Linked DNA regions of Mus musculus: region 1 is linked to region 2. Evidence: chromatin loops called from intact Hi-C (ENCODE). Cell type or tissue: left cerebral cortex. All regions are shown on one strand.

Evidence for each region. Hi-C counts contacts between places; a loop is a spot of excess contacts. Peaks named below come from ENCODE experiments on the same cell type or tissue, not always from the same donor. Only the 100,000 strongest peaks of a DNase experiment are listed, where the experiment ranks them.
Region 1: it touches region 2 in a loop (7-fold over the local background); 19 of 42 quality-filtered maps call a loop at or near these places.

The regions. Positions count from the first base shown.
Region 1 is chr2:38,792,362-38,800,361 of GRCm38, forward strand. The region is part of intron 3 of Nr6a1 (nuclear receptor subfamily 6, group A, member 1); the gene reads right to left. Among named protein-coding and RNA genes, the nearest start is that of Nr6a1os, 20 kb to the right of the region's middle. In left cerebral cortex, a CTCF peak has its summit at 4,920 (motif pointing right); a DNase peak (open chromatin) is centred at 4,939.
Region 2 is chr2:38,993,257-39,001,256 of GRCm38, forward strand. Wdr38 (WD repeat domain 38) reads left to right here and starts at 5,053. Exons shown (of 9, transcript NM_029687.3): 1 at 5,053-5,220; 2 at 6,027-6,147; 3 at 6,717-6,833; 4 at 6,922-7,019; 5 at 7,200-7,280; 6 at 7,361-7,492; 7 at 7,576-7,725; 8 at 7,906-7,953. The coding sequence starts at 5,137. In left cerebral cortex, a CTCF peak has its summit at 4,838 (motif pointing left); a DNase peak (open chromatin) is centred at 4,818; H3K4me3 peaks cover 868 bases; H3K27ac peaks cover 334 bases.

The DNA.
Region 1 (8,000 bases), 200 kb before region 2:
ATTCTTATGCTACTGGGAAGGTAAATCCTCCTATGTAATGGGTCACTGTCAAAACTAGTTTTCAGGATCACTGTCTAGCCTCCTCTATTAAAAGGTTATCACATAAGCTGGTACACTGAGAGATCATCTGTCGTACTGTTTCTTAAAACCAAGTCCATTTTAAATGCACATACTATTTAATCCAGCAACCTAAACACTTCTAGGAATATATAACTAATGGAAATGCTTGTATATGCAGGAGTAGAAAAGGTATCATTGCAGGGGGCTGGAGATGTAGCTCCATTTGTAGAGTGTTTGCCTAGGAGGCTTGATTTCCAAGCACTGCATAAACCAGGCATAACTGCTCACACCTCTTATCTAACACAGAGATGGAGGAAAGAGGATAAAGGGCTGAAGGTCATCCATGGCTTCAAGGCCAGCTTGGGCTACACAAACCTTGACCCCTCTCTCCAAAAAATAGTTCTTTTAATATTTTATATAGTCTGTTTCTGCCTCCCGGGTACTGCGATTAATGATGTGCACTGATTAATGATCTGATCCCTGGACTCATATGATGGAAGAAGAAACTGCTTCTCAAGGGTGGATAGTCCTTTGACTCCCGTATGTACATTGTGAGATATATGCTACACCCTCAAAATAAAATGTAATAAACAAAATACAAGTATATAGAAGTATAGGGCTTGGGCATATTTCTGTCAACAGAGCACCTGCCTAGCATGCACTAGGCTCTAGGTTTGACCCCTAGCACTGCATAAAACTGGATTTGCTGCTTTATGCCAGTAATCCCAGTACTCGGGGGATAAAAAGGCAGGAGAATCTGAAGTTTAAAGTCATCCACAGCTACATAGTGAGTTTGAGGTCAGCCTGGACAACTTGAGACCTAATCAGCCCCACCCTATCCCACCCAGGAGATGAAATACACATACGTGTACTTCAATACCTCTTGCTGAATTAGAGTTATAGAATAAACTAAACAACCATGGTACTTGTCAGAGTATATAAAGCAACAGTTCCAGGTACTAGACTTCAGGAGATGAAGAACGATGATTCCTGGGAGGCAAATAGAATATGGTGAATGGATCTGTGAGTGTTCTTCTTAACTATTTAGAGCAGTGGTTCTAAACCTGTGGGTCCCAACTCCCTTGGTAAACCTCTATCCCCCCCCCCCAAATTAAATTATAATCCATAACAGTAGCAAAATCAGAGTTATGAAGCAGCAGTGAAAATAACTGTACAGTTGTGGATCACCACAACATGAGGAACTGTATTACAGGAACTCAGTATTAAGAAGATTAAGAAAGAGTGGGTCAGAGGTTTTTCTAGGCTAGAAAGAAACAAAGCATCCAGGTAGCCTATCAGTTTCCCAGAGTTACAGATATGAAGCTAGAAGTCAAGGAGGTCAATAAAACTGGGGAAAGGAGTTCACAGGGCACTGGACCAGAGGGAGAGGGCTACACTGAGTGCACAACTGAGATTGGCATAGGTTCTCCATGTCTTTAGCTGTAGATTATCTGTGCATGTATAAGAGAAAACCACCCAAGCTGAGGAAATTCCCAAGAAGAAGAGCAAAGAAAAACAATCTTTTGGGCTCTTTCAGGGCTAAGACCTTTCCTCTAACACTGGGGATAGAACTAGGGAACTTTATGCATGTCAGGCAGGTGCTCTGCCATGGAGCTACATAGCTAAGAATTTTTGTTTCAACTAGCCAAATGGAGAGCTTTCTGTATTAGAAAGCTTCCTAAGAATTAGATTAGCATTCACATATCTCCCAATACCTATCCTGCAGGTATTCTCCTTAGAGCACTGGCTGGCTAATCAGACTAACGACTTGATTCATTCAGTTCAAATGACAGACTCTAGGCAACTGATATTGACTGGTTTGTGGAATAAAAGATGAAGTCAGCAGGAGCCAGATGAGACAAGTCCAACAGGTTGAGAGGACAGTAGATCTTAATAAACTTTTCCTTAGCCTCTTTTTAATAGAGACAAAAATCCAACAGTATAAGCAGAAATTCCCTTTGCTCTGTAGCTTAATACAAATGATTGAAAAAGAAAATCATCATAACTTTGTTTCAATGACCCTTACACTGAGATTTTCTATTGGATACTTTTAAGGGCTCTACAATGGACCTTAACAATGCATTAAGGCAATCCTTGTGAGCCTATTCCTAGAAGATGGTTCTTTACAATTTTACATGCCCTCATGGCTGTAATGAGATAATTTTGAACTCAGTTTGGCATTGTCCCTTTATGTTGTTTACTCAGTCTCACACAAATAAGACACTTAGATTTGCTGAATATCTCTGCCCAGATAAGTTAATGCAAAGCTGAGAAGCTTGGATCCTTAATTGTGTAACATCAAGATTTTTCAGATGAATGAAGCATGAAACAAAAAATATCAAGAATACAATTATATCATCATAATGTCCCTATTTTAAAAAGAAAATTCACTACATTTATTTACAAAAATAAAATGAGTTGGGAACATTTTAGGTATGTGCTTTACAGTGAAAGACACAATGAGCAACATGATGACATAACTTGACAGACCATGGAAAGGCAACTGAAAAGGGCACATGGAGTTGAGCATCCAATAATGGGAACAAGGCGTAGAACTGGAAGTAAAGTACTATTGCATTAAACACTAACACAGCTTCAGAGATCATTATTATGACTGATCCCATAGATACTACATGCTGCAGACTAGAGAGGGATACTAGGCCAGCAGCAATACAATATTTCAACCATTTCATAATTCTCATTATCCCACCATCTCATTCTTTATTCTGCCACTAAGCACATAAAATACCCTTCAAAATCATTGTAAGGGTTTTTATTTGTTTGGTTTAGTTTTTGCTCAAAGAATGGAAAGCTACTTCTTCTAGAGAAGTACTCAAACAAGGAGTCTCAGGCTTCTTTCAGGGCAATAATGTAGATCTCTACATGCATACTAATTCTACACCTGCATAATTTGGAGAACATACAATGCCAAAAACTCAGGAGTGTTCTGAGAACAAGTTAGGATGTGCATAAATATTTTAAAGTGAACGTACCATACAAGTGCTATTCTGATAACAGAAACACAGTCATCCAGAAAAGACTGTTGGTAAAAGAATAGCAGTGAGTGAGCTCCTGAGATAAAAGGTGACCTGTTCCCAAGTCTACCAAAAAAAAAAAAAAAAAAAATCATGAACAAATGGGCATCTTGTTTTGATTTTTAACCTTTCTGGGATTAGAGAGGCAATTTTTCAAAAAAAAAAATCTTGCTAACTCATTAAATAGAAATTTTTTTATATATAAAAGAACTAATTACACACAAAAAACTGAAGTATGGAAGAATGAGAAGAAAGTGGGAGAAAGTATAACATGAATTCCATGTACCAGTGAGGAAAACAAGTTGTAATTACCCCTCTATTAATGTCTAACCTCCAAGAAGCACATAGGTTTAAACACAGATGTTTGTAGACTTATTTATTAAACATAAAGAGTTCCTATAAGTCAGTAAGAAAAAGATACACAAAACCACTAATGGACAAAGAATGTGTCCATGGAAAGACCTCTTACAAAAGATCGGTTTGTCAGGGCTGTAAAGATGGCTGGGTAGCTCAAGAGAACTTGTTCTTCTTCCCGAGGACCTGAGTTGGGTTCTCAGTAGACACATTAGAGGGCTCACAGCCATTTTTAACTCTAGCTCCAGGATATCTCTTCTGGCATCGCAGGGCCCCATCACTTTCACGCAAATATACACGTACATGTAATTAAAAATAAATTTCTTGCTGGGCAGTGGTGGCGCACTCCTTTAATCCCAGCACTCGGGAGGCAAAGGCAGGAGGATTTCTGAGTTCAAGGCCAGCCTGGTCTACAAAGTGAGTTCCAGAATAGCTAAATAAATAAATTTCTTTTTAAAAAATTAGTGTGTATACAATGAAAAAATCACTTTCAGCTTTTACCAACTGTTTCTCTAGTTAGGAATGTAGCTGAGTGGTAGGGCACCTAGGTTTACCTTACAGTAACCACACACACGCACACGCTCTCGCACACACAAACACACACACACACACACACACACACACAGGGGTGGGGGGCGATAAGAGGGAACCATAAACCACTCATTAGACTGGCAAATAGTGTGATTATTTTATTTTACTTTGGAGAAAATGGATATGTTTTACAGTTCTGGCAGCTAAACTGTACGTATCCCATAGCTCAAGAGTCCCATTACTTCTTACAGAAGTATTCGCTCTTTCTCTCAAAGATGAATGCATAACAATGACACAACTTTAGAGGAATAGCCAAGATGAGGAAATGAGGTAAGAAACCAGACTACCACACATTGTCCAGTCTCCTTACACACTCTCATTCTAGACTTTAGCTGGGCTGTCAGTCATTTGGGTAGTCCCTTTCCCCAACTCTTCACTAACAGTAATAATATCCAAGGAATTCATTTCTATTTTTTATGAAAAAAATTTTTAAAAGATTTATTTACTGTTATATGTACGTTCACTGTAGCTGTCTTCAGGCACACGAGGAGAGGGCATCAGATCTCATTACAGATGGTTGTGAGCCACCATATGGTTGCTGGGATTTGAACTCAGGACCTTCAGAAGAGCAGAAGGTCCTGCTCTTAACCATTTAGCCATCTCTCCAGCTCTCATCTCTACTTCTAACAACTCAGTTTGTGAATAAGAGGTTAGCCCTATACTATATGAGATAGATCTTTCAATGTTGCAATTTCTGTGTTCTGCTTGGGGGTTTTCTAATGCCTACTGAATAATTTTCAAATGAATAAGTCTTGGGATCAGGTCATGGATACTAAAAAAAAAAAAAAAAAAAAAAAAAAAAGTACTTATGACTCCATAACTTTGCCAGGTCCCAGTGATCAACTTACTCACACTGTTGTGGGTGTTCTTCAGCCTACCAGCAGAGGGCAGCATTTCCCACATAAGCGAAGCTTCAAAATGCAGAACTCAAATTGAAGAATGGAAAGTCATGATCAGATCACAAAGGCAAACTCGACAAAGCATGGTAACAACTGCGCTGTAGAACAGACCCTAGTTTCTCTGAGACCATACAACAGAAACTTAGACCTAACAGCACCTAACACTGTGTACTGGCACTGTAATGGAAAAATGAGACTAACATCCACATACATATATACTATTAGCCATAATATATGTGGTATACCTATATTAAATTGAATCTTACTAGCAGCAAAAATTCCTGGATCCCTAACCAAAGAGACTAGAGAGTCCATTTACACTTGAATCTACTTTTCCATTTTTTGCTACAAAAAAAAAAAAAAAAAAAAAAGAATGAAAGGGGCAAACCCCTTGATCTACCATAGATATTTATATGTATCTGTGGGTGTGGGGTACACATGATAGAAGAGCTATACAGGCATGAACTACATAGACACATGTGTAAGTTGGGATTTAGTTCTCAATACTATCACCATTGTTTTAAAAACAGTCTTACTAGCATGAATATATATACACATACATATATACATACCACGCCTACAATCCCATAGGCAATCGGTCTACATAAAGAGTACTAGGACAGCAGACAAGGCTACAGACAAAGAACCTGTCTCAAAAAACAAAACAAAACTTTTCACTGGACCTTGAGATTGCTGTTTTAGTTGGACTGGCTGGCCAGTGAGACCGTGTTCTTCCTTTCGCTGATATTCAGCCAGGGATTACATTATATACATGGCAGGCCTAGATTTCGTAAGTGCTGACTTTCATAGAGTATCTGAACTCACAAATACTTGACCCACTAAATCATCCCCCAAGCCATGACCACAAATGTTCAAGCTCAGCTTCACATTAGCAGAGCAAGGTAGTAAGGAGAGCAAAAAGAAACCACTAGGTCATGCAGTGGTGGTGCACATCTTTAATCACAGCACTGGGAAAGCAGAGACAGGTGAATTAAGTTTGAGGCCAGCCTGGTATAGGTCCAGATCAGCCAGGGCTACACAGAAAAACCTTGTCTCAAAAACAAAGGAAAAAGCCAGGCAGTGGTGGTGCACACCTTTAATCCCAGCACTTGGGAGGCAGAGGCAGGCGGATTTCTGAGTTTGAAGCCAGCCTGGTCTACAGAGTGAGTTCCAGGACAGCCAGGACTACACAGAGAAACCCTGTCTCGAAAAAACCAACTAAACAAACAAACAAACAAACAAACAAAAACAAAACAAAAAAAGGAAAAAAAAAACCAAACAAAACAAATAATACAAAAAGAAAAAAGAGAGAGAGATATCACTAGTTCAAAGCAGATGATGGAATTATAGGTCTAAAAAATGCAAATATCTACAGTTAAGATGTCTCAGCCGTGGGCTGGAGAGTTGGCTCACTTGTTGCTCTTACAAAGGGCCTCAGGTCAGCTCCTAGCACACACATGGCAGTTTTCAGGTCCGAGGGGATCTGACCCCCTTCCTTTCCAGGAGGGGTACTTGGTATACACACATACAAGTGGGCAAAGCAGTCATGGGCATAAAATAAATCAATCTAAAAATATTTTTTAAGGTTTTTTTGTTTGTTTGTTTTTGCCTTTTAGAGACAGGATTTTTCCTGTGTGTATACCAGGCTGGCTATTCTTTATCTCAAGAGATCCTCCCACCTCTGCCTCCTGAATACTGGGATTAAAGCCACCATGCCTGGCTTTCACTGTCATCTTAACCGGACTTACCATGGAAACACACCTCTGGATTTATCTATGAGGGCTTCCAGAAAAGTTTTAAAAAGAGGGAGGATTGTCCTAAGTGTGGGTGGTGCCATTCCAGTGAGACAGATGAATATCAGGATTCATTCCGCTCTGCTTTCTGACTTCAGATATAAATGCCTTTCACCCCCCAGTTCCACTCCACTTCCACTCCTTCCATACCTCAGGGTATGTGAGGAGGTGAAGGAAAGAGGCAGGTAGGGTAGAGCCATAAAGAAAGAAAAAGCATTCCTTACATAGGGTATAGAGAAACAATCCATACTTTATGACTTCAATTACTTAAAATCCTCATATTCTGTCTTACTATGAGCATGAAATAAAGAAAGCCTAGTTTAATCATTCTAGATCTGTATCAGCTATACTATAGGTTCTTTTTTGTTTGTTTGTTTTTTTGTTTTGTTTTTTTGTTTTTTTTTCGAGACAGGATTTCTCTGTATAGCCCTGGCTGTCCTGGAACTCACTTTGTAGACCAGGCTGGCCTCAAACTCTGAAATCTGCCTGCCTCTGCCTCCCGAGTGCTGGGATTAAAGGCGTGCACCACCACGCCCGGCTATAATATAGGTTATTAAGGAGAAAACCATTTATCTCTGCTTCTATCAGGGTTGAAGAATGGCTAACACTGATGACTGGCTTGTAGAAAATGTAATTTATCAAGTTTTATACTTCTGTACATAAAGAAGTATGTGTCTTTTCTCTCTCCCAAATTTCTTCTATTCTTACTGGATTCCTTACGTTGTCCCTGGTGCCATATTAAGTGCTTTATGTATAGCATCTCATCATAATCTCTTAGGAAGACTAGAAATTTATCACCTCCATTTTAGAGATAAGCTTAGTTTCAAAGAACTTAGTAAGTGTTGAAGATCTAACAGCTAATATGAACCTTTGGGACATGAGTTTTTAAGAACTAAGGGACAATTAACTACTGTGCCATATTGGTGATAACAGTAAGAGACCTCAAGGACACTGTGGGTCATAGGGGAGACTTCACTTAATTTACCCCTCATGAAGATTTTTCTACCCAACAAATGACAAATTTTCTATTTTTTCAAGGGATGTAGCAATTTCCCTGTATATGGTAGCAGCAGTTGGATTACAGTCAAGGTCAGCAAAGCATCCCGACAGCTTCACGTTACTATCTTCTCACCTTCCTGTCCATTCTTATATACTATACTGGGTACTGATAAGACTTCTTTTAATTCCTTCTATAAATGGGTAATATTTAGCTACTCCAATTATTTTCACATTAATTAATCATCCTTTCTCCCATAATCCCTGGTGAT
Region 2 (8,000 bases):
ACCTGTAACTCCAGATCCAAAGAATTCAAGTCCTTTTTTGGCCTCTAAGAGCACCCAGCACACACATGAACTCACCCTTCATACCCTCCCACACACATGTGCACATACCTTCCCACCCATGTATGTACATGATACACACACACACACACACACACACGCACTTCAAAATAAAATCAGATTGTAAAGAGCTCCAACACAATTAACATTTTGACCAGGCAGACTTTAATCTGAGACGAAGCAAGAGGCTTGCTACAAACTGAAGGCCAGTCTGGGCTACATAACAAGACCCTGACTCAAGAGAAGAAATGTGAAGGTCACCTACATAGAGACAATATTCCTTTCATGTAGAGAGGCTGCAAGTAAAAATGCTAAACCAGGCATAAGCCAAGCTCGAGGCGTATGTCACCTTGCCCATTTCTATTTGTGTGTGTGCAGTTTTCTAGGCCTCTCATAAGAAACCCCATGTACACTAAGACATGTCTTTTTTTTTGAGTTTTTTTTTTTTTTTTTTTTTTTTTTTTTTTTTTTTAGTTTTTTGAGACAGGGTTTCTCTGTATAGCTCTGGCTGTCCTGGAACTCACTTTGTAGACCAGGCTGGCCTCGAACTCAGAAATCCACCTGCCTCTGTCTCCGGAGTGCTGGGATTAAAGGTGTGTGCCACCACGCCCGGCAAGACATGTCTTAACCACCTTTTGACAAAGAGTTTTATCTTATCCGACTGAAATTCTACCAAAGGCACCCCCCGCCCCGAGCCATCCCATAACCTCACTTACTGAAAAGGAAAAAAAAATGAGGGCAAAGTTGCTTAGCTATCTTTACAAATCTAATTGAGAGTCCTCGAGATCATATATATGGCTATGGCTTAAATACGACCATCCCTTGAGAGGCCTACATGCTCACATAGCTGTGCCTTCCTCTGAGATTCTATTAGCACTTGGACTTCCATTGAAATTAGTCTCTCTTAATAAACTGCAGATCTGCTTCATACTGACCTGTCTTAGAATTCTTGTCTGTTACCAAATCAAGAACTATGGCTTCACTTGAGTGGATGTTTCTCAAGAGACTCTGAACTTCTGTGGGCCCGCTGCTTCTGACACTGAGCCTGGTGGCCTGTGGCTAAGGCTGCAGAGCTTGCCATGAGGTGCTTCTTCTCTCACAGGACACTGGGCCCATCCTGGTGTTCTTAACCCCCAGGTCTTTTCAGTGTCTAAATCTTGTGCAGGATTTTAGATACAAGGACTGGGGAACAGCTCAGATAGTCAGGCCTGACTCCTCAGGAGCGAGGGAGAAGCTGATGCCCACTGGGACCTTGGGACCTGCCTTGGCCCTGGCCCTTCCCTGGCTTCTGGAGCAAGCACTCACTCTGGCTCTGAGCTTTCCTGCTGCCTTGCTCATCGGAAAGTGACCACAAGTTCCTGGGCCTAAAGACTAGAGGCTTCTCTTTTGCAGAGGAGAGTGACATGTCCTTACCTTCTATGACATTGAACGTGCTTGTGTGGTGAGTTACAGAGCAAGAGACACAGAGAGACATAAGACAAGCCACAGTACTGGCTGAAAGAAAGACATGGTGGGACAGACTCTTGAGAAGATAGGTGGTATGAAATACCTCCCATGACCTTCCTATGACTTGCTAGGTGTGATGGAAGTGGGGAAGGCACTCTGGGCCCCAGGAGCAGCCGGGTAGCTAGAGAATGTATTCAGGAACAGGGTTTTGAATCTGAGTCCTACAGACACTTGGACATCCCCAATACTGTGATCTCATCAGGGTCCCCAGAGACTACACCTGACCAAATCCAGGGCCTGCACACCTGGTCATGAATCCCCTGGCTGCCAGGCCCCTCTATACATCACTAGTGACCCCAGATGTGCATTCAATAGGAATGGAAGTTTGGAAATCTCTGTCTGGAAGAGGGTTTCCCCAAAGTCTCTGAGCAGTTCTGCACACCAGACACCAACTCTGAGAGGCAGCATGTCATTGTGTCCTTTCGAACTAGTGAGAATTTGTTTCTTAAAAATCCAATTATGTGAATGTTTTTGTTTTAATTCCAGGTGTGGGATAAGAGGCTGCTTCACAGCAGGTGATTATGAGTTGTCTCAAGCACTAGCAGGGGTGTGATTTTTGCCAGCTGTAGATAGTTTCAATCTGGGGATTCTGGAGAGGGTATAAATGGGAAAGGCCTGAGAGGACCTGTTGCAGTTGCTGCCGTCCCTGCTGCTGGTTCCTTTTGTTGCAGTTTGTCAAGTGGTTGTGACCAAGGAGACAAGAAGTTTGAGATATCCTGACAATGAAGATTGGACCAGCCCTAAGGAACCCAACACCCCTAATCTACAGGATGTAGTCTAAAGAGATCTATGCCTCCTTTCCCCTCAGACCTTTCTCTCCTACCTAGTGTTCTGGGGTTGTTTATTAGTAGGGTTCTCTGGAGTCACAGAACTTACAGGTAGTCTCTACATAGCAAGGGAATTTGTTGATGACTTAGAGTCTGTCGTTCAACTCCCAACAATGGTCAGCAGCAGCTGTGGATCTAGCAGTTGCTCAGTCCCACAAGGCAAGTAGGTGAATTTTCCTTCTTCCAATGTCCTTATGTAGGTCTCCAGCAGAAGGTGTGGCCCAGATTAAAGGTTTGTGCCACCACACCTGGGACTTGCTTTGTCCCAGATGACCTTGAACTCAAAGATCTCCCTGTCTTTTATTTATTTATTTATTTATTTATTTATTTATTTATCTATTTATTTTCAAGACAGGGTTTCTCTATAGCCCTGGCTGTCCTGGAACTCACTTTGTAGACCAGGCTGGCCTCGAACTCAGAAATCCGCCTGCCTCTGCCTCCCGAGTGCTGGGATTAAAGGCGTGTGCCACCATGCCTGCTCAGCAGATCTCCCTGTCTTAATCTTCTGGGATTCATAGCCACTATGCCTCGAGATCTCCATGCCAAGATCCAGGTCAGACACTTGTATCTCCTAGTCTCCAGATTAGAATCACAGGTGAGCCTTCCAATTCTGGATTGTAGTTCATTCCAGATATAGTCAAGTTGACAACCAGGGATAGCCACAACAGGTTGGAAGGGATTATGGTGGAATAAAGATCGAAAGGGTGGTAGATATGAAGAACACAATAAAATAGCTAAAAATAATATGCCAATGGCAAACCTGAGAGGACCTACTTTACATATGAAGAGACTTGGGAGCAGCTGGTCTGGACACCTTGCTATGAGTACCTGTTATCAGTATCTTGTTATGCCCACCTTGAAACCATGTCTATGTTCCAGGACGTCACTAGGGCTAATTCTTTATATGTGCAGTCTGCTTCTGTAACCCATCCTCTCTGCCTGCCAAATCTCCCACTTGGAAAGCCTCTACCACGAGCTATAAAAGACTTGACTTCCTCAAGTCCAATGTTGACGTCTAGACCCCTGACTTAGGGGGAGGCAGCCATGTACACGAAAAAAAAAGGTTGCTTTAATTATTTCTTGTTTTAATTAATTTGACCATAATGATTGGGTCGGTGGTCTTTCTCCTTCCATCTTTGGTATTAACACTAGCCCATTGTGGGTGGTGCCATCCTTGGGCAAGGTGGTCCTGGGTTCTATAAAAAGCAGGCTGAGCAGACCATGGAGGAGCGAGTTAGTAAGCAGCACTCCTTCATGGCCTCTGCATCAGTTTCTTCCTTCAGGCTCCTGCCCTGCTTGAGTTCCTTTTCTGACTTCAGTGATGGGACCACAGTGTGCAAGAACAAGCCAAATAAACCCTTTGCTTCCCCACTTTGCTTTTGGTCTTTGGTGTTTCATCATAGCAACACTAACCCTAAGTAGGAGAGATGGGCGGGACACTGTAGACAGATAGTCCAGTGAATATGCCCAAGGTAGAAAGGAGCAGTCAGGTGGCATGGGTGTCGATGTGTGAGCAGAGAAGATGGGGGCTAGGGAATTCCGTTTCTGAGGGCTGTGTCATGGCTGGGGAGGGGGTGGCGGTGGCTTTCTAATCTCAGCACAGACAGGTCTCCAAGGAGCCAACGCAGTGACTCGGACCCTCTGGGAGTGTGGATGAGAGTGGCCCGGCTGAAAGCCGCCTTTGCCGTCTCCATACACGTCTCACTGTCTGGGGCCTAAAATAGAGCAGGAATAGAATGATCCCGTGAGAAGATTCTGGTGAAGGACTACAGGAAAAGGGACATGAGTCACGCTGGGAACCCTTGAGTTCGACACTCCCAAAGTTCTGCTGCCCTGCCCAACACCATTGGGTCTCCCACATCCATCCCTGCCCACTTTGGTCTGGTTGGGGAGCTGGCAGGCTTGGTTCTGTCATGAAGGAACTAAGTCACTTACCCATGCTTCATTCCCCTGAGAGCCTGCTTCTCAGAGGTACCAGAAATAAGGGACCTCAGACATCTGCTGTGAGGGCCATGGTAATTGATGAGCAAAGGGGCCCAACCCAGGACCAGCACCACTATCGGCCTCTGTATTTCTCTGGACCTCAGTTTCCTCACCTGTAAAGGTTTGTCTTCGCAGGTTTCAGGTCAAAATCCACGTTACGATCCTAAGCGCTCCTGGGACCTCCCTCCTGTACTTCCAGCCCCGGACCCTCAGACGTTAGCATAGACTTGACACATATTTTTCATGCCCTGCGTTAGGCACACTCTGACTCCTGCTCCTTGCACCCTGGAGGTAGAGGAAGATGTTCTCAGTCCCAGGGCGGCTCGTGGGTACTACCATGTGCTAGGCTCTCACGTGTTTAACTACGGACTGTGCTAAATCCTGCTCTGTGAGAGGAAGGAGTCCTTGGGGCGGTACACTGCGTCCCGGTGCGCGGGGCCAGCGCGCCCTCTAGAGGCTACTCTGCTCAAAGTCTTGCTCGACAGCCAGAGGAGCTCTGGATCTGGCCAGCAGGCAGGTTCCAAGGTTGGAAGACTCTTTCTGGTGTCTCCTGCTACTCTACCTCCACTTTAACCTAAAAGTGCTCGCCTCACTACCACCTTCCATGGAGGCGGCTCAGAGAGCTCCCCCACTGCGGCTGCGCCGCCCCGCCCCATTACCATGGAGACTTCTTGTACACAGTTTCCCTTTCCCTTCTGCCCTGTTAGGAACGGAGGCCCCTCCGACGGGACTGGTGCCCGCTTAGGAGGGAGCCCTCCGGGTTATGGAGTGGGCGCCCATGAACATCAGAGCCCCAACAAGATTGGCCGTGGGCAGAGTGAGGTTTTATGGTCAACACCACGGGGAGGTGAGGCCCCAGTGCTCTTCTTACACAGGCTTGGTGGGGTCAGACCCCAACTCAAGAATAGACCCTAGGTTTATTTTTTCTTTTTTGTTTTGAGACAGGGTTCACTATGTGGCTGGCCTTGAACAGAGATCCATCTGCCCCTGCCTCCCTAGTGCTGGGATTCCGGTGTAAGCACCAGGTTTTTCCCCATGCATGGTTTGTTTGTTTATTTGGTTTTTCATGACAGGGTTTCTCTGTTAGTCCTGTCTGTCCTGGACCTCACTCTGTAGACCAGACTGGCCTCGAACTCAGAAATCCACCTGCCTCTGCCTCCCAAGTGCTTGGATTAAAGGCGTGCACCACCAATGCTCGGCTTGCATGGTTCTTTTTTTAAAGCCGGTGGTAGCACAGGCCCTTAATCCCAGCACTCGGTCGGCAGAGGCAGAAGGATTTCTGCGTTCAAGGCTAGCCTGGTCTAGAAATGTAGCGGGTTTTCCCAGGAACTCTTCACGTAAACAAGATTTCAAGCTCTCACAGATCTGCTTTGTCTTTTGAGGCAGCATTAGGCTGGTCTCAAACTTCAGGCAGTAGTCTTCCCTGGGGCTGGGCTCAAAGGTGTGCATCGTTATTTCTAGCTTAGATTCAATGCTTAGGGTTAACTTTGAGCTTGTCAATTTTTGACCTAGAACTTGCTTTTGCATGGCTGTGGAGTGGGACCTGGAGTTTATGGCCCTACCCGGGCTTCCTGGACAGATTAGGGATGGTTAGAGCTGAGAGGACAAATGACTCCAGACAGGCATAGGACTATTTTTGCCCTGTACTTTCAGGTCAACTGCTCTGCCTTCTCTCCTGACGGCCGGACCCTGCTCACAGCCTCAGATGATGGCTGTGTGTATGTATGGGGGACAAAGAGTGGGCGACTGCTATGGAGACTGGCAGGCCACAGAGGTGAGGCTCAGGCACATGGCTGGAGAGACTCTAGGGCTCTGTGCTGACATTGAGCCTCCTGTGGTGACATAGGACTTTGGGTTGGAGGAGTCCAGCAGAGGCAGCTGGATAGGGTGACACTAAACCTAACACTCAGGGGCTCTTGCAGCAGAGCTACTCATAAAACACACCCCTCCCGATGTAGTTTTACCTCTAGGAGCTTCCCCAGAGCGGGATAAATGTTTGAAAGGCTTATTCCAGTCAGTCTCTTGTCAAGGTCACCCACGTGAACTTGTCAGACTGCTTTTGGTCCTATTACCTCAACCCTTGACACGGGACTTTGCCATGCAAGCAGGGTACCTGACCTATTGAGATCCAGGAAGCAGTGGTGGTAGAGGGTGACTCACACCAAAGACCCTAGCTGGGGCAGTGAGTATGGTTCTGGGAGCAGGGATCTAGATTGGTCGATGCCCCCCAGATGGGCAAGCAGATCCAGCTGAACCCAGCTCAGGCCAGGCCTTGTGGTTGGAACTACAGATAACAAATCTGGACCTGGAGGGCAGGACAGTGCCTTGTGTTCTCTGCCTCAGGCCCAGTGAAGTCTTGCTGTTTCTCTCCCGATGGCCGCCTCATTGCCAGCTCCTCCAGTGACCACAGCATCCGCCTGTGGGATGTGGCAAGGTCCAAGTGTCTACATGTGCTGAAAGGTAAGTATTCAGTTTGGGCAGGAGCCACCTTGGCTCCTTTGTGGACTTTGTCCCGTCCTCTTTCCCACCTTTGGGCTGGTGTCTGTAGGTCACCAGAGGAGTGTGGAAACTGTCAGCTTCAGCCCGGACTCCAAGCAGCTGGCATCAGGTGGTTGGGACAAGAGAGCGATTGTCTGGGAAGTGCAGGTATGATGCAGGTGTTCAGAGGGGACCAGATACACCCTTTGCTCTTAGTGCCTCCCCTACTCTCTCCCCACACCCAATCAGATGCAGGTTCCAGCTAAAGCCACAGCAGGAAGGGCAATGCCTGGGAAGTTTGGGAGCAACCAGGCCCCTCCACCCCTGCAGCTCAGACTCTCTCTACAGTCTGGCCGCAGGGTGCACCTCTTGGTTGGGCATTGTGATTCCATCCAGAGCAGTGACTTCTCTCCAACCTCGGATTCTCTGGTGAGCTTTACTCCCACCACACCCTGCATCAGTGGCCATCTGAGTGGCAAGGGCGGTTTCATACTCCTTACTACCCACAGGCCACTGGTTCCTGGGACTCGACTGTGCACATATGGGACTTGCGGGCATCCACCCCAGTTGTGTCCTACCACAATCTGGAGGGCCACACTGGCAACATCAGTTGTTTGTGTTACTCAGCATCTGGTCTCTTGGTAAGCTAGGCTGACTGGGGCTCCAAGACCAAGGCCAGCCCGTTTGCCTTTGGGGGTCACTGAGCTCAGGAATGTCTCTTTAGGCATCTGGCTCTTGGGACAAGACCATCTGTGTCTGGAAGCCTACAACCAACAACCTGCCTCTTCAGCTCAAGGGCCATACCATTTGGGTGAATAGTCTAGCCTTTTCTCCTGATGAACTGAAGTTAGCCAGTGCTGGTTACTCTCGTACGGTAAGCCCAGATAAACCTCCGCCTCACCTTTCCAGAGGTTCCAGCCATACCAGAAATGCCCATGAATAACACAGGCAAGGACAAGACCCAGATACTGATCTCTAGTGACCTTGTCCGCAGACATATCTGGGTCTGAGACCACTGATACCTCCCAACTCTATTGCCTGTTTTTACTTCTAGGTCAAAGTCTGGGACTGCCTCACAGGGAAATGCCTTGAGACCCTAAAGGTAAGACACTATGGCCAGTACAAAGACAGGGTGTCCAGGACTAACAG